Linked DNA regions of Mus musculus: region 2 is linked to region 1. A link is a loop called in an ENCODE intact Hi-C map of the cell type or tissue named here. Cell type or tissue: left cerebral cortex. All regions are shown on one strand. Links, peaks and the distances in the headings refer to the core of each region. The heading gives the core; the rest is flanking DNA. Region 1 holds the start of Hmg20b (high mobility group 20B). Region 2 holds the start of Nmrk2 (nicotinamide riboside kinase 2).

Region 1 (12,003 bases), core at 1,380-9,379:
CCAAGTGCTGGGATTAAAGGCGTGCCCCACCATCGCCCGGCCCCCTGCCTGGGTTTTAACTTCTGTTCCTGTCCTATCTGTCTTCACCCACCCAGTAGCTTCCATCTGCTGACAAGGTCTCTTGTAACTCAGGTTGACCTCAAACTCCTGCTCTAGCCCAGGAACTCCGGAGCCTCTTTCCTCGACCTCTGACCTCCAGAGTGCTGGGATAGGATGAATGCCTTAGCCATTGCCTCTGGTTCATTCAGGTGCTGGGGACAGAATCCAAGACAAGTTGTGCCACTCTCTACCTTCTGAGCTATGGCCACAGACTGAGCGTATTTTACTTTTTAAACAGGGTTTCATGTAGCCCAGGCTGGCTGGTCATTTTCTACATAATCAACAGAGACCTTGAACTCTTCCTTTCCCTCCTCCTTCACCTCCCTAGAGCTGAGATGGGAGGCCTGGGACCATGTGCACAGCTTCCAGCAGCCTCCTGGAGCTGACTCAGCAGCAACGGGTGCCTCTACATATCCGGCCCTTTTGGATTCAGCTCAAGTTTCTACTTCCTAAGGCTATCCCACCTCCTCCTTGTGCCTCCCTGTGGCTGGAGAAGTCACCAGAAATCTGTGGTCTCAGGCCAGGTTGAAAACTGAATGTCACAGTGAGGGCACTGAGGAACCAAGCGGGGCTTGAGGGCCTTCAGGCAGGATGAAAGCTGGCCCGCCAGGATGTTAGTTAGATCTCTGGCCAGGAGAGACGGAGACAATGCCAGATTAAAAAGCCCAGCAGAGAGGAGATGATTCTGTTTAACCTCATGAATGGAAGGGATGTTTGCCCCTGGAAAGGCAAAGGTCAGAAAAGACAAGTTAAGAGGAAGGAATCAGCACCCAGACCCTCAGGGTGGGAGTCCAGACAGATCCTGACAGCTTTTGATGTCCCTCCAGCGCCCCAGCAGCCCAGGACGCCAAGCCCACGCCTCCACCCATCCATGGGGCATTGGATTTCCTGGTGGCTGAAGTCCAGCCTCTGGGGTGGGGCCCGCTTTGATGTGGTGGGGTTCAGACCCCCTGACGGGGGGGGGGGGGGCAAGGCTCTGCCGAGTTCTCTGAGATTTTGGGATGGCTGGAGGGGAAAGAGGCCTTAGTGCTACTCACTGTTCAGTAAAAAAGAGCCTCATGGGACTGAGAGTGATTGGGGCTTGGTGCGGTAATAACATTTTTACATTTTAACTTTTTTTATAAGGTATTACACAGACCTTTCTCTTTTTTTAAGAATATTTATTATTATATGTAAGCACACTGTAGCTGTCTTCAGACACCCCAGAAGAAGGAGTCAGATCTCATTACGGATGGCTGCTGGGATTTGAACTCAGGACCTCCAGAAGAGCAGTCAGTGCTCTTAACCGCTGAGCCATCTCTCCAGCCCACATTTTAACTTAATTTAGGTGTTTGGGGTTTTTTGTTTTGTTTTGTTTTTGTTTGTTTGTTTTTTCTGGCTTTTCGAGACAGGATCTCTCAGTAGCCCTAGCTGTCCTGGAACTCACTCTGTGGACCAGGCTGGCCTCAGACTCACGGTGACCCACCTGCCTCTGCCTCCCAAGTGCTGGGATTGAAGTTAGGTGTGCGGCATCACTCCTGGTTTTAAGAAGCCATTTGGGGTTGGAAGTTAGGGGAATACAGGGCCTGAGGTGTGCAAGGCAGACACTCAGCCACTGAGCTCTGCTCCCACACAACACACTAAAGTTTAACCGGAGGCTGAGGCAGAGGGTTGCAAGCTCAACCTAGCCTGGGCAGCTTAGTAAGACCCTGAATCAAAATATAAAAAAGATCTGGGGTGGGGGAAGGCTGGAGAGATGGCTCAGCAGTTAAGAGCACTGACAGCTCTTCCTAAGGTCCCTGAGTTCAATTCCCAGCAGCCACATGGTAGCTCACAACCATCCGTAATGATATCTGGCAGCCTCTTCTGGTGTGTCTGAAGACAGCTATAGTTTACTTATATACAATAATAAATAAATCTTTTTTTAAAAAATCTAGGGCCAGGGGTGGTGGCGCACACCTTTAATCCCAGCACTCGGGAGGCAGAGGCCAGCCTGGTCTACAAAATAAGTTCCAGAACAGCCAGGGCTATACAGAGAAACCCTGTCTTGAAAAACAAAAAACAAACAAACAAACAAAAACAAAAAAATCCCAAAAAAAATCTAGGGCAGGGCCTAGTGGAGTACACCCTAATCCCTATAATCCCTACATGCTAGAGAGGCAGGAGGATCCCTGTGAGGGCGAGGCCAGCATGGTCTACAGAGCTACAGGACAACCAGGGCTACACAAAGAAACCCTGGGCGATAGATATAACAAGACAAAACAAAACACAGAAAACAAAATTTAAAAAAGAACACAAAAGGTCTGGACATGGCTCAGGGGTGGGGTTCCTGCCTAAAAATTCCTCAGTGAGGGTCTGTGGCCCTGGTCAGAGGTAAAGCTCTGCCTAGTATCCCCCCAAAGAGAGGGCTGGGGCGTGGTGGTCAGAGATAGAAAGCCTGACCAGTCTCAGGTCCCAGGTTCCATTTCCACCACCAAAAACTAAGAACTGTAGAGCAGACATGCTGATACATGTTATCTGAGCCTCAGGGCCATAGGGCTGCGCATTCATTCCTTCACAGCAACCTGACCTGCACAGACACCTGTCTGAAATGACAGCCCTTCATCAGCAACTCTTCCCACAGTCCCTAGTGCTTCCCAGGGTGAGTTAAAAACACCATAAACACCGGGCAGTGGTGGCACACGCCTTTAATTCTGGCACTTGGGAGGCAGAGGCAGGCAGATTCTGAGTTTGAGGCCAATCTGGTCTACAGCCAGGGCTATACAGAGAAACTCTGTAGAGCAGGCTGGCCTTGACCTCGCGGAGATTCACCTGCCTTTTCCTCTGGAGGGCTGGGACTAATGGCGTGTGCCATCACCTCCCAGCTTCTTTCTTATTTATTTATTTATTTATTTTTAATTGTCTCTGAGAGGCTTTCACTATGTAGCACAGGGGACTGGAACTTACAGAGATCCCCTGCTTCTGTCTCCCTAGTGGTAGCATTAAAGGCAGGTGAGCCCACACCAAGCTCACAGCCAGTGATGAAGGCTGAGACTCTGTTCAGGGTAACTGTCAGGCTGCTCCCTTCCTGGACCACCTGTAGAAACCTTTGACCTGTGCCTGGGTCCCCACAGCCGCCTGTCATTGTTTTACCCAAATGCTCTTCTATCTCTGTTGTAACAGGAAGCCCAAGTTTGATCAAGCCTAACCTTATCTAAGAAGCTCTATCTGAACTGTCACCTGCTTGAGAGGAGCGGCTCAGAATCCCCCAGCCTGTTGAGTTTGGGGGGCGTCACTTGCACCTGCCATTAAGATAGACATAAGCACATGCTGCATGTGTAAGCATGTGTGTGGTCCCATAAACACATGCTATCATTACAATGCGTCACCTGGCCAACATTACCCCATCACAGAGTTTCAGTTTACAAACAGCACGGGAGGACTGAGCCCACGACCGCAGTGCATGATGGGATGGAAACACCCTAACCCTGCCCCAACCCCTCCAGGGGAATTATGGGCGGGGCTCCACTCTGACCACACTCCCAGCCCTTAGTGTGGCTACCAGGAATCGAACTGGAAGAGCAGCAGGTTTTATTTAAACCACTGAGCAATATCTTCAATCATTTGTTTTTAAAAAGATTTATTTGGGCTGGTGAGATGGCTCAGTAGGTAAGAGCACCTGACTGCTCTTCCAAAGGTCCGGAGTTCAAATCCCAGCAACCACATGGTGGTTCACAATCATCTGTAACAAGATCTGACACCTATTATTTCACGTTTATGAGCATTTTCCCTGCATGTAAGCCTGTTTGCTTGCCTAATGCTCAAAAGGGTAAAAAGAGGTCTCCTGGGACAGTTACAGATACTTTTTAGCAGACAAATGGGTGCTGGGGATCGAACCCAGGTTCTCTGCAAAAGAAACAGGCACTCCTAACCATAGAACCAACTCTCAGTTTCTCTTTTACTGTGGGATGTTACAGAAGACTGGAGTAAAATCACATTTGGCAACCTAGATGTGTGGTGCTGTCTCTTCCATTTGGATAATGCGGATCAAATTCAAGTTGTTGGGTTTCTCTGTAAACCCCTTGGCTTGCTGAGTCAGTCCGCACTGACCTTCAAAATGATTTTTTTTTTTTTTTAATGAAAATGCTCTTAGCCCAGCTTCTATCTCAGATCTAGGTGTCAGCCTCCCAGCCTGTTACTCCTCCTATGGTTCAATGTACCCCTTGGTCAGAGAGTAAAATCAAGGTTCCACGGGAAGGGAAATCAGTGCCTGGTGGTCATTTCCCCAGTCCTCCGTTTATAAAGCATACGTTCATTTATTGATTTAGGTCTGTGTGTGATGCACATGGCACAGCACACAGTGGAGTTCAGAGGACAACTTGCTGGAAAACCATTCTCACATTCCACTTTGTGGGTTCCGAATGCAAGTCGTCCACTAGGTGGCGAGCACCTTCAAGTGCTGTGCAATCTCACCAGACCCATTTTTTTTCAACGTAGTAAGAAAAACTACACCTGGCCGTACTGCAGGGGCGGGGGGTGCCTCTTTGGAACCTAACTCCTTCCTTAGAAGCCTACTAAAAACGCCTCTTCTGCCGAATATCCCCGGTCCCCATCTCCACACCCTAGCTCACCGGTCAGAATGGGGACTACTGGCCCTTTAAGGAGCTCCGCCCCACAGCACGCCGCCAGTCGCCTCCGATTGGTCCCGAGCGCGCCGGAGCGCAGCCGAACTTGACGCACCCGCCCGCAACCTGCCGACGCACCTCCCACGCGGCTCCGCAGATCTTCAGCCAACCACCGCCCGGCGCGCCGAGACTAATCTGCATGACCCCACCTCTCATGGAGGCCTCAGCCAATTAGAGCGCTATCCTTGGGTTCATTAGCATGAGGGCGGAGCGGGCGCGGGCGCTTGGTTGGACCGTCGCCGCGTCTCAGGTCCCGGGAAAGTTTTTTCAGAGGTGAAAAGAGCCGGGAAGTCCGGGCCTGCGCGGGGCGGGGGCTGCGGGGCGCGGCCTCCGGGACTCGATCTCGCAACAAAGGATCGCGGGGCCTCCTGCCCGAGGACCTCCCCGCCCCGGGATCCGCCTCCCCGGTCCGGGCCCCCCGGGGATCGCCCTGCGGTTCCCATCGAGGTGGCAGGCAGGACCCCCTGACCTTTGCCGGCTTCTGTTCCAGATCCCGCCCGGAGTGGCCATGTCCCACGGTCCCCGGCAGCCAGGCGCAGCCACCGCGTGAGTGCGCCTCCCCCAGCCTGTCCCGACCCTGGATAAGCCCTGTCCCCATCGTCGGGTACCCCTGGAAATGCCTTGTGTCCATCTCGAGTACCAGGGGTCATGCCCTGTCTCCACCCCGGGTACTCCTGGACATGTCCTGTCCTGCATCCTTGGGAACTCTTAAACATTCCCTATATCCACCCTCGGGTACCCCTAAACACACCATGTCCACGCTGGGATCTCTGGACATACCCTGTCTCATCCTCAGGTACCTCTGTGTACCTCTGTTTTGGGAACCCCTGATCCTGTCCTGTCCCTATACCCTACCTACCTTATCCCCACTACAGGAACTTCTGACCATGTCCTGTCACCCTTCGGGGATTTCTGTACTCCCTGTAGAACTGCCAAGACACCCTATGGCCTTCCTCACTATCTCATCTTCCTCCCAGGCCCCAGGACCAACTCACCTCGTCCTCCGTCCCCACCCCGCCAGTGGCCTACTGTGATCCTTGGATCCTCAAACTCTGGGTCCCCACCCCCTTTTTCCAGGCTCATGCGTGCTCCCACATACTTCTGTGATCTCCAATGACAAGAAGGGGATGGGTAGGTATGGGGGAATGATTTTGGCACTGATGGATGACGCTGGTTTCCATTGTCCCCAAGACCTGCGGGAGGCAAGACTCCGGGCCAGCACGGGGCCTTTGTAGTGGCTGTCAAGCAGGAGCGCAGCGAGGGTTCCCGAGCTGGAGAGAAGGGGCCCCAGGAGGAGGAGGTGAGTCCCCATCTGAAAAGCCTGGCCGGCCGCTGGCTCAGCAACACATACCTCACAAATCCAGACTATAAGATCCTCCCACTGCCTAGCAAGAGGCCACACCCCAGCCTAGCCTGTCAGTGGCTTCAGCCCCACCCCTAGGAGGCTGTCTTGGTGCAGGACCCGTAGGTTCTCTAGAGTTCTGACCCTTGATCTGCCGACCTACCACTAGACTAGGCCCCGCCCATATGCCCCAGACCCCCACCCACACTTCCCAGAGCCCCTCCCAAGGACACAGCCTCCTCCTGCAGCCAGTGAAGAAGCGAGGCTGGCCCAAAGGCAAAAAAAGAAAGAAGATTCTCCCAAATGGGCCCAAGGCCCCCGTCACTGGCTATGTTCGCTTCCTGAATGAGAGGCGGGAACAGATTCGCACCCGCCACCCGGACCTTCCATTCCCGGAGATCACGAAGATGTTGGGCGCCGAGTGGAGCAAGCTGCAGCCGGCAGAGAAGCAGGTAGAGACCAGAGAAAGGGGTGGCAGAAACAGGAGGATCCCTGGGCAAGCCCCATCGGTGAGAGACCCAGGCCCAAAGAACAAGGTGGAGAACGTCCAGTAGTCCTGGAGAAGGGACCCTCTCTCTGTGGGTTGGAGGGAGGAAGGGAGGCAAGGGAGGGGTTACGAATACATCAGTATGAGGGGAGTTGGGGGCCTGGCTCTGGCCACATCTGTGTGCCTACCTTCGTTTGGGCTGGCCCTAGTTTGAGGATGCTGCCCCCCTCCTAGCGGTACCTGGATGAGGCAGAGAAGGAGAAACAGCAGTACTTGAAGGAGCTGTGGGCATACCAGCAGTCAGAGGCCTACAAGGTCTGCACTGAGAAGATTCAAGAAAACAAAATTAAAAAAGGTGAGTGAGCCAGGCAGTAGTGGTGCACACCTTTACTCCAGCACTTGGGAGACAGAGGCAGGTGGATCTCTGCTTTTGAGACCAGTCTGGTCTGTAAAGTGAGTTCCAGGACAGCCAGGGCTACCCAGAGAAACCCTGTCTCAAAAACAAACAAAAGCCGGGCGTGGTGGCACACGCCTTTAATCCTAGCACTCGGGAGGCAGAGGCAGGCGGATTTCTGAGTTCGAGGCCAGCCTGGTCTACAGAGTGAGTTCCAGGACAGCCAGGGCTACACAGAGAAACCCTGTCTCATAAAACCAAAACCAAACAAACAAACAAACAAACAAAAACCCAACAACAATAAAAGGAAAGGTGAATGGGCCCAAACTCCCCTCATAAGCATAAAGGTTTATGTGGGGCCGTCCAGGTGGGGCCTCTGGACTGGGAGGGTGCTGGCTGACCTGCCTTCCTCCCTCCCCACTAGAGGACTCCAGTTCTGGGCTCATGAACACCCTCCTGAATGGGCACAAGGTAAGGGCCTCTCAGTCCAGAAGTACTTAAGAGAGAAGATACCTACCCCCAAAGCTAGTGTGTTCCATAGATAAAAGCAAGACCACTGTGGAGACACAGTGACTCTGTGGTGGGGCATAGCTTAGTGGTGAAGTCATTGCCCAGAATGCACAGAACCAAGGGCTCTACCCCCACCACCACCCACCCACCCCACCATGAGAGGGCCTCATGTATAGAGTGCTGACCTGGCATGCAGGAAGCTGGGGACTCCAGCGCCACTCAGAGTTAAGAACACTCACTGCTCCTGCACCCCCTTGGGTGTGAGCACAGACACCTCTAACTCCAGTTCTGGGGCATCTGCTAACCTCCTCTGGCCTCTGTGGATAATGCATGCACATGGGAGACACACAATACAAAGGAAATAAAAGCAGTCTGGGGCTCCAGGCGACCCAAGCTCCAGAGATGTGGGTCCCCACCGAACTCATTGCCATGTCCCAGGGTGTGGACTGCGATGGCTTTTCCACCTTTGATGTGCCCATCTTCACGGAAGAGTTTCTGGACCAAAACAAAGGTGAGATTTTAGCAGGTGCTTATGTCCTGGTTGCAGGATGAGTGGAAATGAGAATGAGGGCTGGAGTCAGGACTGAAGTTCCAGGGGGCCGTGATGGAGGAGGGATGGGGTCAGGGATGGAATGGGCAATAGAGGGAAGATGGGGCCAGACTGGAGACGGTGGGGGTACGGTGCGGTTAGGAATGGAGGGAGAAAAGGGTCGGGCTGGGGTCTAGGATTGAGGGCGGATAGGATCAGGGCTGAAGGGAGATGAGATCAGGGGTAAGGTCAGGAATGGAGGGAGATGGGTCGGGTTGAGGCCAGAGATGAAATGGGTCTATAGCACTCCGGGACCAGTATGACGGGGAGGCAGCTCAGGGCTCTGACTCCTGTCCCGCAGCACGCGAGGCAGAGCTGCGGCGCCTGAGAAAGATGAACGTGGCCTTCGAGGAGCAGAATGCGGTGCTGCAGCGCCACACGCAGAGCATGAGCAGCGCGCGTGAGCGTCTGGAGCAGGAGTTGGCGCTGGAGGAGCGGCGCACACTGGCATTGCAGCAGCAACTACAGGCCGTGAGGCAGGCGCTCACGGCTAGCTTCGCCTCCCTGCCGGTGCCCGGTGCGCAGCCCCGCCCACACCTCCGGTCCCGCCCACACTTTTCAATTAGGCCTCGCCCGAGTTCGGACCCGCCCCCTCGCAAGGCCAATTCCCTGGTCCCTCCCAGCTACGGACCTGGGAGGCCTCTCTCTAACCCACTGACCCGCAGGCACCGGGGAGACACCGACCCTCGGGACGCTGGACTTTTACATGGCGCGGCTTCATGGAGCCATCGAGCGCGACCCCGCGCAGCACGAGAGACTGATCGCGCGCGTCAAGGAGATCCTGGCGCGGGTAGCCAGGTGCGGGATGTGGGAGGGGAGAGTGGGGTGAAGGGAGAGAGCGGCTCTGCTTGAGGTCTTCATCACCCCCTCTGTCCTACAGCGAGCACCTGTGACAGACCTCTTGGACCAGGAGATGCCCCTCCCCACCCGCCCAGAAAGAAGCTACACCTTGGGGTCTCCAGGCCCCCCTCAAATGAAATCTCAACCGCATCCCTTTAGCTTCGAACCCCATCCCAGGTTGCAGAGACCGGGAGACCTGCCTGCCTCACAGGGAGGGTCACACTACAGTGGGTCAGGAACAGAGGAGCCAAGGCCGCTGGACTCGGATACCCCACCCCCACCCCTGGTGCTGAGCAGGAGGACCCCAGGTCGCTCACCATACAGCCAGGGGACCTGCTGCGCAGGCGCTGGCTAACCTGGCAGAGCCGGGGTAGGGGTGGGGCAGTCCGACAGCCCCTTCCCCTGCGCCTTTCATCACTCAATCTGGACTTTTAAATAAGTGTTGAATAAAAACAAATGGGTTTTCACTCAAGTTAATATTTGTGGCTTTGGGGGAGTGGGCCCAGCCTGTTTATGATTCTCCTGCTGTGGTGGTTTGGTCTGCCCTCCTACCTCTGGTAGAGGATCTCAGGACCTTCACTACACGGTTATCAGGTGGGGAAACTGAGGCAGAGTTGGGCTGGAGTTCCCCATCACCCTGTTGGTTTTGAGGGTCTTCTGTGGGTTCAGGGCCAGGCTGGACATTCAGTTCACCCAACCGAGTCCCCAGACTGGACTTCAGTCCACCTCAGAAATTTACTGCTTTAGCTGGGTGTTGGCCAAGCCTTTAGTCCCAGCCAACACTCAGGCAGAGGCAGGAGGATCTGCATGAATTCGAGGCCAGTCTGGTCTACAGAGTGAATTCCAGGACAGCCAGGACTACCCAGAAACCCTGTCTCAAAACAAACAAACAAAACAACACCACAGAGTTCTCCAGCCATTAGCACCATCTAGTTCTAGAACATTCTTCAGAGGAAACCCTGACAGCATGAACCTTCTCTGTGCCTGGTCTCCGGCCCTCTTACACCCACCACTCACTCCACATTCTTGGACATTTTCCACCATGGAGGTTGTACAGTGTGGCTTTTTATGCCTGCTTCTCTCAGTGAGCATCACTGACACTATGGGGCATGTCCTCTTCACGGCTGAGTAATATTCCATGTGCCCCAGGCTGTGGTAAGTCACTCTGGCGTGGCAGTCTGTGCCTGTCTGCTTCCTGTTTGACCATCCACATCGACCTCCCCCCACCCCTGCCCTGCCCCAGGGCAGGAGCTGTGGGATGTGGCAGATAACTGTGGAAGATACCTCTGGCTCAAACTTGAAGAGCCCTGCCAAGGGACTCTGTTTAATTAATGAGATAGAATATCTTGTAAAACTTCCCAATCCAGCACACATATGCTGTGCCAAGGAATTGTATCCCCCCAAATGTGCTCCTGTCCTCACCCCAGAACCCCCAGGCATGGCCTTATTGGGAATCAGGAGGAAAACAGTGAGATTAACTTGAGTGAGGTCATGTTGGGGTAGAGTGGGCACTATGCCAGCAGCGAGTATCATTTTGAGAACAGGAAAGTTAACACAGGCCTAGGAGCGGGCTTAGTGACAACAGAGGCAGAAACTGCACAACAGGCCTGTGGGCCAAGGCCAGTCAAGGACTGCCAGAGTCGAAGACAGCCTCCCACAGCCCCGGGAGAGAGGGGAGCACCTCCACTTATCAACTGAGGAAGGATTAAGTTCATCTGAGTTTTGTTTTGTGACAATGTCTCATGTAGCCAAGGCTAGCCTGGAATTCACTGTGTGTCAAGGATGACCTTGATCCTCCACGTCCCCAGGTAGGGGTGTCCTTATGCCCAGATCTCTCTCTCTCTCTGAATACTCTCTCTGTATGTACACCTGCATGCCAGAAGAGGGCATCAGATCCAATTATAGTTGGAGGTGAGTTACTGGCCAGTGCTTTTAACCACTGAACCATCCCTCCAGTTTCCGTTGTTGGTCCTCTTTTAAGTCACCTACGTTGTGACACTCTGTCGTGGGAATCTAGAAGACACAAACAGCCTCAGATGTTCATTGACCCCTGCACACCCCACTTCACCCACCACATACCTGGGGATCCCTGAAAAAGTAGCATTTTATAGTGGTTTGGTCATCCTTCCTTCCTTTCTTTCTTTCTTTCTTTCTTTCTTTCTTTCTTTCTTTCTTTCTTTCTTTCTTTCTTTCTTTCTTTCTTTCTAGATTTATTTATTTATTTATTTATTTATTTATTTATTTTACATATGTGAGTACACTGTTGCTCTCTTCAGAGAAACACACCAGAAGAGGGCGTCAGATCTCATTACAGATGGTTGTGAGCCACCATGCGATTGCTGGGAATTGAACTCAGGACCTCTGGAAGAGCAGTCAGTGCTCTTAACCGCTGGGCCATCTCTCCAGCCCTGGTCTTCATTTCTTAACAAAAATTCTTTTTGCCAGGAGAGTGGGCTGAGTTGAGAGAGGATTCTCTGTATAGCCCTAGCTGTCCTGGAACTCGCTCTGTAGACCAGGCTAGCCTTGAACTCAGAGAGCCACCTGCCTCTACCTTCCCAGTGCTTGGACTAAAGGTGTGCACTCTCACTGCCTGGCTATCGACAATTATTTTTCCAGGGGTAGTGCACACAACTTTAATTCCATCATTGGGGAGTCTGACGCCAGAGGATCAGGAGGAGGTTAGGGTCACCCTTGGGTACATAGTGAGTTCCAGGCCAACCTGGGCTACATGAGATTCTGTCTCAAAAACAAAACAAAAATTATTAAGGGAGAGATTTGGAGGTAGGGGCCGCAGGTGGTCTTTAAAATAAACAGGTGAGCAGGAACTCACTGGGAGCTCTGGGGACTGAGCCCCAGAGGAGAGCCCAGCTTGTGCAAGAGCCCTGAGGCAGGGTGGACCCTGAGGTAGGGCAAGGAAGGAGGCACGCGAGGCCAGATAGACAGAGGGACAAGGCACGGAGTTCACAGACAGGGTCGGGGGCTGCGGGAAGACCGCTGACATGGACGGTGGGCTGTGTGCGGAGCGGAGGAGGGAGAAGGGGAGGACGGGCGGGGCTCCCCGGGAGGCCAAGACTGGACGCAGCACCCACAGCCCGGGGC
Region 2 (12,003 bases), core at 1,941-9,940, 150 kb after region 1:
CCTGTCTTGGTCACAGTGCCTGCTCGGGTCCCTGGGGACCAAGAGGGAAAGACCAGACATCCTGAGGGATGAGTCCTCTCTGATGCAAGAACCAGCCTTAAGCTAGAATAGTGTGTGTCCCCAGAGGTGGGACCACCAGGGCACAGCAGAGAGGAGATGGAACTTGGTGACCCCAGAAGGACAGGTTGGGGGACTTGGGACTCATGAGATAAAGTGCTGGCCACAGGGCAGAGGGACCTCCTATCAAATGCCACAACCTAGATAAAAGGCAGGCATTGTGTCACATGTGTAGCTCAGCACCAGGGAGCTGAGGTAGGGTGTCATGGGGCCCACTGGCCACGCCCAGCCCCGTCACACAGCTCAAAGTTCAGCAAGACTCCACCTTAAAAATAAGTGGTTGGGGCTGGTGAGATGGCTCAGCGGGTAAGAGCACTGACTGCTCTTCCAAAGGTCCTGAGTTCAATTCCCAGCAACCACATGGTGGCTCACAACCATCCGTAATGAGCTCTGACACCCTCTTCTGGTGTGTCTGAAGACAGCTACAGTGTATTTACATATAATAAATAAATAAATCTTTAAAAAAAAATAAGTGGTCAGGGCTAGAGACATGGTTCAGCAGTTACAGTAGAGGCTGCTCCAGCCGATCACCCAGGTTCCAGTCCCAACACCCACACGACAGCTCCCAACCACTGGCACCTCCAGTTCCAGGGGTTCTGACGCCCCCTTCTGACCTCTAATGGCAGTAGGCACAAACTTGGACGACAGACACATATGCAGGCAAATACCCATACACAAAAAAATAAAAATAAACCTTGATAAATAAGGTCCTGCAGGATATGGGGGTGCATACCTTTAATCCCAGACTCAAGAGGCAGATGTAGGCTAACCTAGTCTACATGGCGAGTTTGAGACCAGTCAGGGCTGCATAGGAAGACCCAGAAGACACCTGACATTGACCCCTGGCCTCCTCATGTGGCTGCACACACACACACACACACACACACACACACACACACACATACATACATATACACACAGACACACACACATATATACATGCATACATAAACACATACATACATACACACACACAAACACACGTATATATATAGACGGACATACACACAGGCTCACACACAGAACATTTCTTCTCCCTTACCAACAACAGTGGGGAACAATGCCCCGCCCCATCCTGGCTCCCCCGAGTCTGATCTCAATGACTCTGGTCACATGGTGGGCTCACAATGACACGGTCACTCTAGAAGGATTTTGTAGCCAGGCCTGGTCATCAGAGCAAAGCTGTCTTGTGATTCACCATCCAGAGGCCTAAACCCACCTCAGCCATGACACTTTTGGAAGAGGAATTTCCTGGCAAGGCTGAGCTGGGGCCAGGGGAGGAGGGGGGAGGAGGGGGGAGGATGGAGAGTCCTTTTTCTTGGCCTCATAAGAACCAGTCTCAATGTCAGGGTGAAACCAGGGGACACAGATATTTTTAGGTATAGAAAGGTGTGACTAGGGAGGGGAGGAAGGGAGAAAGGAGGGGTGGGGAGAGGGGAGGGAGGAGGGAGGCAGACACGGGGGCACAGGCTAAAAGTTGGCTGCTGTCCCTCTGTCCCTCTGGCTCGTGACTTTTTTAGGCAAAAGGCTACCAAAGCTATTTGCAGCCTATGAAACAGGTGCTCGCCCCCCCCCTTACTCTCACAAGTGCTTGGGGGCCTCTTCCCCCGGGGCGGCCTCCAGGCTGCCCAAACCTATAAATGCCCCACAGCTTTGTCAATGGAGCTGGGACTTGCTGAGCAGCGCAGCGCAGCGCAGTGCAGCAGGGGCCACCTCAGGACCAGTCACCTCCAGTCCCCAAGATGAAACTCATCATAGGCATTGGAGGGTGAGCCCTAGGGCCTGGAGTGTGACCCTGTTTGGGGAGGGAAAAGACCTCAAGGCCCTGGGAAGAAAGTGCCTGCTGCCCATGGTCTGCAGGCATGAGGGGCATGTGAGCTTGGTGACCACTGAGGGGACAGGGATGGTCCCACTGCACCTGCACGGATGGATTATTTTAAAGATCATCAGGAAGATACTGGGGAGGCCTGCTGAAAACCTGGGGACCAGCCCTGTGGGGATGGGGGATGGATGTACAGGCAGTAAGTGAAGTGTCTCTGAACAGGATGAATGTGTGTGTGTGTGTGTGTGTGTGTGTGTGTGTGTGTGTGTTTTAATTCTGGAAGCACCAGGGTGAATCCAGGGCCTTGGGCATACAGAGCAAGCCCTCAGAACAGGGCTACTGGCCTGGCCCTCTTTTTACTTTTTATTTTGGAGTGGGCTAGCAGTCATGCAGGCTAGCCTTGAACTCACTCACACCTAGCAGGGTGACAGCGGGTGCCTCTAGGCCTTTTTTCTAATGATCCCCAGTGACCACAGCTCTGCTTGCCTGTGGCCTCCCACATGGCTGCTGTCAGCACCAAGACAGGCAACTTAGGGCAGAGGACAATATTTCCAGAATGGCTGAGGATGACACGAGTCACCCTAAGAACCAGATTGCTGTGACCTACTGCCCTGGCGTCCTGTCCTGGGGATTCTAGGCAGGGGCTCCCCTCCCTGAGCCACACCCCCAGCCACTCAGGGCATTCTGGGGAGGGGCTCTACCTGACCACGTCCTATCTTCAGAGCTCTGGGATTCTGGATAGTCACTGCACACAAATTCGTGCGTGCACGCGCGCGCACACACACACACACACACACACACCACCTGTCCACCCGAATGGGCCTGACTGTAACTCCATGGTGACTCGAGTCCTGTTAGGTGCTTGGGAGTGGGCGCTGACATCTCCCCACTGCCTCACACACGCTGCCCTTCCAGGGTGACCAACGGTGGGAAGACCACCCTGACCAACAGCCTCCTCAAGGCGCTGCCCAACTGCTGCGTGATCCATCAGGATGACTTCTTCAAGGTGGCTGTCTAGGGTGCAGAGGTGTGGGGAATACGGGGCAAGGCGTTCTCATTAGCCCTGCTTGTGCCCAAGGGTTGAGGAACCCTGTCAGACTGATGGAGGGGGTGCTGGCCTCACTGTGGCATGCTGGGATGTTTTTACCCACGACCTCTTAGACTTCTGCTTTCCCTTCTCTGCAATGGGTTCAAAGGGAGGAGTGACAGGTGATGATGGATAGACCACCGCACCTCGCTGTGGGGCCATCCTAGAGTGGCAAGGTGGGCTGGGCTGGCACAGGTCTGAGCCCAAACCTTGGGGTCCTGTGTTTCAGCCCCAGGACCAAATAGCAGTCGGAGAGGACGGCTTTAAACAGTGGGACGGTAAGCATAGTGCCCCTGCCCTAACTGCCCCACTGGGCCCTGTGGGTGCTTCCCGCTCTGAATTCTGCTATCTGTCCCACAAGTGCTTGAGTCCCTGGACATGGAGACCATGCTCAGCACGGTGCAGGCCTGGGTGAAGGATCCACACAAGTTTGCACGCGCTCATGGCGTCAGCCTTCAGTCAGGTGCCTCGGACACCCACGTACTCCTCCTCGAGGGTTTCCTACTGTACAGCTACAGGTAAGCATCAGCCTGCCAAGGCCCAAAGACCTTCAGAACCTCAGGTTGACTGTACTCACCCTGCTGTGAGAGCCTGCGCACTGCCAAGAGCTCTGTGTCTGTTTACACCGTGGAAGTGGGACGAATATGTGGCCTCGGGAGACATGGGGGTGCCACAGAGACACCAACTGACCCTGTCCCCCACTCCCTGACCAGGCCCCTGGTGGACTTGTACAGCCAACGCTACTTCCTGACCGTGCCGTATGAGGAATGCAAGCGGAGGAGAAGGTATGGTGCCACGGGTACGGGGGTGTCCCTGGAGTACAGGCTCCTCCCTGAGCCAGCCAGCCATGGGCAGTGGGCTCCGTAGTGACACTCTGTCACAGAAGCCCAGAACCGCAGGCCTGGACACAGCACACATACACCCTTCCCCAGACAGGCTCAATGGTGGGGAAAAAATGTGGAAGTTGAGAATCCCACAGCCACAGCCTTTGCCCAGGGATCTATCTAATCCTTCATCCAGAGCCTGTCTGCTGATTACTTGCAGTCTGCCTTGAGCAACAACTTCCCACGACAGGCCTGGAACTCCTTTCTCTCTACAGAAGCCGTACTTACATGGTCCCTGATCCTCCTGGCCTGTTTGATGGTCACGTGTGGCCCATGTACCAGAAGTATAGACGGGAGATGGAGCAGGACGGGGTGGAAGTGGGTAAGAACCAGAATGAGGCTCTGCCAATGCTCTAAACCCCAGGCTTCCCTACATCCCATTGAATCCCATCCCGGGCTCTCCTGCTGCTCTTTCCTGTCCTGAGAGAGTCCACACTGCTCTCCCTACCAGTCCTGACCCAGTCCCTTTCCGGTTTCAGTCTATTTAGATGGCATGAAGTCCCCGGAGGGACTCTTCCATCAAGTTCTGGAGGATATTCAAAACAGACTGCTCAACACATCCTAGCAAGACGCAGGTCCTGGACAGCAGGGCCTGAGATGTTCTGACTGGACGCAGTGGCTCTTCGCCTATAGGAAATCTGTACATAGGAGGGCATGTCCCCACACACGTGCAGTGGGCACGGACACTGTGAGATTTTCTAGCACCTCAACATTAAAGTGGACTCTGTTTTTTAACCTGGCGTCCTGTATGGTCCCTATGAGGTGAACCTCTCTCAGACCCTTTACTGGCACCTGGTGGCCTCTGTGGGTAACCTTGTTGATGTGCCTCAGTTTCCCTAAAGGAGACATTCCTCATGAACTTGGGTAAGGAGAAACAACATCTACCCTAATGTAGACAGGCACAGAGAGGTCACCTTTGGTACTCAGAATTACACAGTAAGTTGGTGTGTCCAGCTAGAAAGCTTCTCTGCCTAAATAGGATGGAATTCTAGAGAGTTCCCGAGGGATTCCTGAGATCTTTCTTCTCTCATCTGAGCCTCCCTCTACTTCTTTCGGAAACCAAAGCCAAGTCTCACTCTATAGGGTTATTTGGAATCTCCTAAATACACACACACAACACATGCTGCCTGTCCTGCAACCAGCATACCTGTCTCCTCTCACACACAACCATACACCCCCTGAACCATGGTGACAGTCTCAGTGTGATTTTTTTTTGTTTTTTTGTTTTTTGTTTTTTGTTTTGTTTTTCGAGACAGGGTTTCTCTTTATAGCTCTGGCTGTCCTGGAACTCACTCTGTAGACCAGTCTGGCCTCAAACTCAGAAATCCACCTGCCTCTGCCTCCCAAGTGCTGGGATTAAAGGCGTGTGCCACCATTGCCCAGCTCGGTGTGTTTTTTATTACTTGTGTGGACTTCATAAAAGGGAAAACTGAGGCTCTGAGCAGAACATTTCGGTGGTGCTGGAATGTAGATGTGGAGGAGAGTCGGCTTCAGAGATTTTATTCTTTGGCCTGAGGGTGACACCTAATGGCCATCTGTGGAATTGCAATGACAGAATCCCAATTACATATAGAAAAATGCTATAGTAGATGAGTGGATGGATGGATTAATGGGTGGATTGATGGATGGATGGACCGACGGACGGACGGACAGATGGATGGACGAGTGACTGAGTAGTAGTGTTCTGCTAAATAACAAGTCTGAAGCCTCCTTGTCTACATAAGACTTTGAAAATAAAATTGTTGCTTGTAATTTTAAAAACATGCTTCTTCTTTTGCCTGGGACCTACTGGTTTCCACCTTCTTTATTGACCAAATCAAGAACCAATTAGGGAACTAGATTTTAGTATCAGCTCCACCCACACATAAAATAATATAAAAAAATACAATAAATTATAAAATTCGTTTTCTTTTTTTCCTATCCTTTTCTTTCCTTTCCTTTTCCCCTGAGACAAGGTTTCTCTGTGTAGCCCTGGCTGTCCTGGAATTCACTCTGGCCTTGAAATCAGAGATCTGTCTGCTTCCCTTCAGAGTGTGGGGTTAAAGGCGTGTGCTATCAACGTCTGGCTCTTGAATTCCACTTTCTAACACTTGAGTTTTACCTTCAAACTTAAGGGTATTTTGTTTTGCTTTGGGATGGGGCTCCTGTACTCATTTCTATTTCTCTTGTCATGCTGCCCCAATCAATATTAGTGAGACCTGCCTTCTGCGTGACAGATGTGGGGTGTCCCCACACCCACAGGTAGCAATGCAGACATCTGTCATCTCCCCAGCTGTAGAAGTCCTGTGACCAACGTGAGGAGCTTCCCTGTAGGGTCGCAGCGTCAAGGTTAAGCAGAGGCTGAAAGCACAGGACTGGAACAGGGTTTATGCTTGCCAAACCCAGGCCTTTGTCCCAGGCACAACTGTGGCCAGACTCATCTGCTGGTCACGTCCCCCAAAATAGTTCAGCATGAGACAGGGACATAAGGGAGATGACTTCAAGGCAGCCAGAGCCTGGCCACTCAGGCACCGTAGACATGATTCATAGAATAAAGAATGAACTTGGGGCTGGAAGGATGGCTCAGTGGCTGCTCTTGCAGAGGACGGGAATCAGTCTCCAACACCCTCAGGGTGGCTCACATGCACTTGTAATTCCAGCTCCAGAGGACATCTTTCCGGCCCCTGTGGGTACTGCACACATGTGGTACACAGACAAAAATGCAGGCAAAATATCTATACACCTAATGAAAAAAAAAAGTAAAAAATAAACTGGGGGCAGCAAGAGGGCCCAGTAGGTAAAGGAGCTTGCTGCCAAGTCTGATGACATGAGTTCCATCTTCAAGGCCCTTATGGGAGAAGAAGGAAACCATTCCTACAAGGTATCCACTGACCTCTACACATGTGCTGTGGCATGTTCACGTGCCCCCCCCACACACACACATGTACACACCAATGTAATATGAACATTTTAAATGCTGGGACCAGCATCAGAGTCACTGGCTTGCCCAGTCTCCCCAGAACATCCCATGTCCTCAGGGACCCCACCCTCGGCTCACCAGGCGGGTGCACCTGTGTCGGGATGGGTTTATTGCGTGTTCCAGAGGCCTGGGATGACTCAGAAGAGGTAGGTTTCTGACCCGTGTTCTGTCTGTCAAGCAGAGCCTTGCCAAGAAGCCCTGCCCTTGGGGCCTCCTTTGGGTCCTAGCATGCTGGGGAAAGCCCCTCGAAGCCTTTCCAGAGGGACAGAAGGTTCCAGGGTCACCTGCCTACCCCAACCTTCTCCTAGCAAGCTGGCCAAGCCGAGGCCTCTGCTGGCCTCTGTTAGTGACGTGTGCCTCTCCCACCCACTCAGAGAGAAGCAAGCTCCCCCACAAACACTCCAGACATTACCAGCATCCCTAACTGGGCCATAGGACGGTCCAGGACAGACACAGGACACCCTGACATTGACGCCCAGAGGAACAGTGTATAAAATGGATTCCTCTACATGGCTAAGAATACTGAGGCTCAGGGAAGATGGAGTCCCTTGTCCAAGGTCTGTCACAAAAAAAGGTGGATTAGAGCTGGGCATTCTGACATATCTACCAACCCAGCACTCACTTGGAGGTGGAGGCAGGAGGATCAAAATTTCAAGGTCATCTGTGGCTACATAGTGAGTTGGAGCTACATGAGACTCTGTCTCAACAAACAAACAAACAAAAACCTCAGGTTGGTGATTGTGTCCTCGTGAAGGTTCTCGGTGGGGGCTGGGGACAAGTGTCACATTGGGGGAGCTCCAGACACAGAGTGGGACACTACTCAGCACCTTCCAGAATGCCCCACACAGAACACCCAGCCAGACATCCCCACAAAATGAGCTCAAGGTTCCTCTGTCTCCCGTATGGGTTACCGTGCTGATAGGGACACTCACAAGCCCCAGAGCCAGCAGTGGGGCCTCGTGGCTGACCCCTCAGCTCTATTGTCCCCAGATCCTGAAGAACTTGGCCTGTGGGACCTAGCAGAGCATAAGGTCCCCTGCCTGGCTGGATTTCCAGACTCCATACAGACACTGCTGTGCCTCAGTTGAGTTGAGTCCTAGGGATTCTGACCAAGGTCCCCACGCACTCGAGACAAACACTTTATCCACCGAACCAGATTCTCAGCTTTTCTTGTTGACTCTCCTGCCCCACACTTAACCCTAGGACTGTGACCTCACCAAAACCCACACACCCCAAGTCCTAATAACCACACCCAGAGACTGAGGTGATAGTGGTGGTTTGCTCAGGACCTGGAGATGGGTGACAGGCAGCCCTCCCCACCCTGTGCTGTCCTATCCCTGCACTGACACCTGTCACAGACATCAGCCAGCGCTCAGCGGAACACTCAGTCAGCACTTAGACCCCAGGGCCCCACCTGGTCCAACACTGTCACCTGCAAAGGTCACTGCTCTCCAGACCTCAGGTCTCCAAGGGCCAGGGAAGAGATGGGCATCCTGGACACTAAGTGGAAGATCAGCCAAAGCCAGAGGGGAGGGGCTGACAGGAGCCAGAAGTCACTAGTGGTGGGTGTCCCCAGGTCATCCACCCTACCCCCACACACCACCATGCACCCGGTGACTGCAAGTTGTCTGGAAAGGAACTTCTCATCTCCTCGTCTCTCCAGCCATCAGGAGTAGGTCTGCAGTAATGGGTCACAGGTGGAATTTGGGGACACACCTTGGGTTTATGCATGTGGGACAGCCACAAAATCCCTTTAGCCAGGAGTTGTGGTGCGTGTCTTTGATCCCAGCGCTCAGGAGGCAGAGAGAAGAGGATTTCCCTGAGTCCAGGGCCAGCCTGGACATATCAAGTTCCAGGACAGGCAGGGCTACAGAGACCCTACCTCAAAAAAAAAAAAAAAATGGCTTTGGCTTTGAACTACAGAGAAGTTCAGGGAGCTGCATACCCAGAGGAGAACTGAGTTTGGGGACACAGAGAGTCCCCTCTTTGATCCCCCAGCTCTTCACCACCCACACCAAGACACACATGCATTCTTGGGGGTCACTTGGGTAGGATGGGATGTCCCTGGCTCTGCACCCTTTAGATGACAGCTCCTCCTGCCCGCTGTCCCACAAGCCTTCGGGACCAGCAGGGTCTGTGTTTCACTCATCCTTCGTTTTAACACAATTCTTTGACTTTTGGGGTCATTTCTGCCGCAGGAAGCCTGGGTGAGGGCCAAGGAGGGGAGATGGTTGGCGTACTTACTTTTGTTTAAGATCTCAGGGGTTGAAGGAGCCGCTTGGGGTTGGCGTGCTCGGCTTTATAGACACGACGCCGGCTCCCCGCCAGGTTATTAATAGCGAGGGAGCTGCTTGCCCTAGTATGGTCAAGAGCTGAGCGACCGCGAACGTGGCTAGGCCCGGTCTGCTACGTGCACCTGTTCCAGGCTGTGACGGGGGTGGGGGGTTGGGTCGGGTGGAGGTGGGGGCGGGATGGCGCACAGCAGTGCCCTCTGACCTACAAGAGGCTAAACCCGAGGGAGCTTGTGGGGAGGTACGAACTAGACCACAAACACAGATCAAGGATACATAGTGAAAGCCTGTCTCAAAAACGTATAAATGCGTCAATTAACTGATTAAGACTCAACTCAGGGGGCCTTGCTACTAAGCCCCAGACGTCTGACAAGGCTCATAACTTGGGGTGTCTGGTTACCAGCTTTGGAGACACAAGAACTCATTGGCCCCTGGAGTTTAAAGCGGGTTGAGAAGCCACAGGGGTTTGTCAGCTGTGTCGGCCCTATCAGCTGTCGTCAGCGTTACCTGAAGCCACGAGCCCGTCCTCACTAACCGGGTGAAGCCCTGATACGGAAACAGAAACCTGGTGCACACACCCGGAGCCGGCATTCTCCGGTCCCCCATTCCAGCTTGAACCTATCTGTTCTATATCATTCCTCTTCTGCCTACAGCTCAGCCCCACCTTCGTTCAATTTAGCTAACAGACCAATCTTCCCAAATAACGCTCCATTTCTGGGTCCCGAGGATGCTCTATTACACGTTCATATTTTTGTAAAATGTGGGCTTATCGGGAAAGCTCGTGAAGGGGCCTATGGCAACAGCTTTAAAAAAATTATTTATTTTATGTATATGAGTACACTGTAGCTGTCTTCAGACACACCAGAAGAGGGCATCAGATCCCATTATAAATGGTTGTGAGCCACCATGTGGTTGCTGGGAATTGAACTCAGGACCCCTGGAAGAGCAGTCAGTGCTCTTAACAGCTGAGCCATCTCTCCAGTCACTTTTTTTTTTTTGAGATGGGTTTTTAGGTGTAGTCCTGGAACTCACTCTGTAGACCAGGATGACCTTGAATTCACAAATCCGGATCCCCAGGCCTTTGCCATCCCACATGGCTTCTCTATGAGCTTGTGTCTGTGCATCATGTGCACGCCCCATGCCCATAGACAGCGGAAGGTGTTGGATCCCAGAATCTTGACCTACAGGTGGTTAAGCTGCCATAGGGTGTGGGACTCAGAGAGGGCAGCCAGCATTCAGACTTTGGAACCTGGCCTGGCTCTCTCCTGCCGCCTCACAGTGGCTGTGCACACGACAGCATCTGAATGCCGCAGACCCCGTTACTGCTCATTATACAAACTGACCCAGAGCCCCAGGGACAGATCAGGCAGGACTCAGCTGTCACAAACTGCCTCGGCCTCCACGAGTTGGGATGACAGGTGCATATCCTCTAAGTGTCCTCCAGGTCTCCCCACACCCCCGCAGTGTGTCCTTTTCGGAGCTGTGTGATACTGCGGGTCCCCACTGAGATTCAGCTTTACCAATTGAGCCTTGCACGTCTCTATGTGAACTGTGGGTGACACCACCCTTGGTGTGTGGTGTGGCAGAGCCATAATCTCTTCGGCGGCGTAGGAGAGCACCTATCGTGGGGTTGCTCGCTCCCACCCTCCCTGCGGGGCGTGGGAGACAGGCGACAGTACGTGGAAAGCAGCTTTATTCTGGGGGTGGGTCGGGGTCTGGGGGTGCCGCAGCCTAGCGCACGCCGCACTCAGCCTGCAGCCGTTCCTGCTCCAGCGCACGCACCAGGTCGCGCACGAATTGCACCTCAGCGGCCACCTGAGCGGCTAGCGCGTCGTAACGGTTCTCCAGGCGACACAGGCGACGCTTCAGGCCCCCGGCACCCAACAGCGCCGCCCGCGCCTCCTCCTGCGCGCGCGTGCGCAGAGCCTCGGTGCGCCCCAGCTCCGTGCGCAGGCGTCGCAGGTCGCGCCCTAGCCCTGCGCTCCCGTCGCGGCAGCGCGCCTCCCGCTGCTCGGCGGCCGCGCGCAGCGCACACACGCGCTCCCGGCACTGGCGCCTGCCTCGCTGCAGCTCGCGCAGCCCCTGCTCTGCCGCCGCCACGTCCTCCAGCACGCGTGAGAAGCGCTCGAAGCTGGCGTAGCTCGTGTTGCGCGGCATGCTCGAGTGGGACTTGAGGCTGTACTCGCGCAGGCGCGCGGCGCGCAGCCGCCGTCGCTCTGGCTTCCGGGCGCCGTCCTCGCGCCTGCGCACCTGTGAAGAGCAGAGCTGCGGCAGGGGCCCACGTCTACAGCCCTCCCTCCCCGGAGCTCGATCCCGGGGTCCAGAAGCCTCACCTTGATCCAGGAATGCTCCAGGCTCTGTGCGATGGTCATCCTCCTCCTGCGGGATGGGAGGGTCAGCCCTCTGGTCACTCCACCCAAGGGACCCCGCATGACCCCCATCAAGGCAACCATGTCAGGTGACCCCACAATGACCCAAGTCTTCCACAAGTGTCCTATCCCAGTGTATGGAGAAGCCACACAAGCTGTAGCCCTATCAACCCTAAAGCCCCTGCCGCCCCGCCTGGGGAATGGGAGTAGACTTGCTCTACCACTCTGGTGAGGTTCTAAGAGCTGTGGTTACTTGTGTAGGGTTTTAAGATTTGTAGTCACTTTTGCCCAGAGGTCCTGGCTCAGTTGGCCATGTCTCAAAAATACAACAAAAAAGACCCCGAAAATAAAACTGGTGTGGCCAGCCACTGAGGCTGCCACCATGGGCCGCCTACTTGGGGTCTTTGACCAGCAGCCTGCGGATGAAGTCCTTGGCCAGCTCGCTGGTGCTGCTGAAGTATTCCTCATCAAAGT

What was found. Peaks named below come from ENCODE experiments on the same cell type or tissue, not always from the same donor. Only the 100,000 strongest peaks of a DNase experiment are listed, where the experiment ranks them.
Region 2: it touches region 1 in a loop (2.9-fold over the local background); 11 of 42 quality-filtered maps call a loop at or near these places.

What each region holds. Positions count from the first base shown.
Region 1 is chr10:81,343,419-81,355,421 of GRCm38, reverse strand. Hmg20b (high mobility group 20B) reads left to right here and starts at 4,995. Exons shown (of 9, transcript NM_010440.3): 1 at 4,995-5,288; 2 at 5,934-6,042; 3 at 6,333-6,536; 4 at 6,806-6,926; 5 at 7,390-7,436; 6 at 7,914-7,986; 7 at 8,366-8,581; 8 at 8,730-8,862; 9 at 8,945-9,376. The coding sequence starts at 5,251. The coding sequence ends at 8,957. It also overlaps a transcript of Gipc3 not described here. In left cerebral cortex, for the core only: CTCF peaks have their summits at 4,504 (motif pointing right) and 8,477; DNase peaks (open chromatin) are centred at 4,519, 4,830 and 8,463; H3K4me3 peaks cover 1,599 bases; H3K27ac peaks cover 906 bases.
Region 2 is chr10:81,191,833-81,203,835 of GRCm38, reverse strand. It overlaps Nmrk2 (nicotinamide riboside kinase 2), which reads left to right and starts at 1,799. Exons shown (of 7, transcript NM_027120.2): 1 at 1,799-1,885; 2 at 2,855-2,945; 3 at 3,256-3,304; 4 at 3,388-3,544; 5 at 3,740-3,811; 6 at 4,126-4,232; 7 at 4,390-5,666. The coding sequence starts at 1,860. The coding sequence ends at 4,475. It overlaps Atcayos (ataxia, cerebellar, Cayman type, opposite strand), which reads right to left and starts at 9,145. Exons shown (of 3, transcript NR_015477.1): 1 at 9,114-9,145. It overlaps Dapk3 (death-associated protein kinase 3), which reads right to left. Exons shown (of 9, transcript NM_001190474.1): 7 at 11,925-12,003; 8 at 11,494-11,539; 9 at 10,639-11,410. The coding sequence ends at 10,892. In left cerebral cortex, for the core only: a CTCF peak has its summit at 5,447 (motif pointing left); DNase peaks (open chromatin) are centred at 5,419, 9,186 and 9,893; H3K27ac peaks cover 644 bases.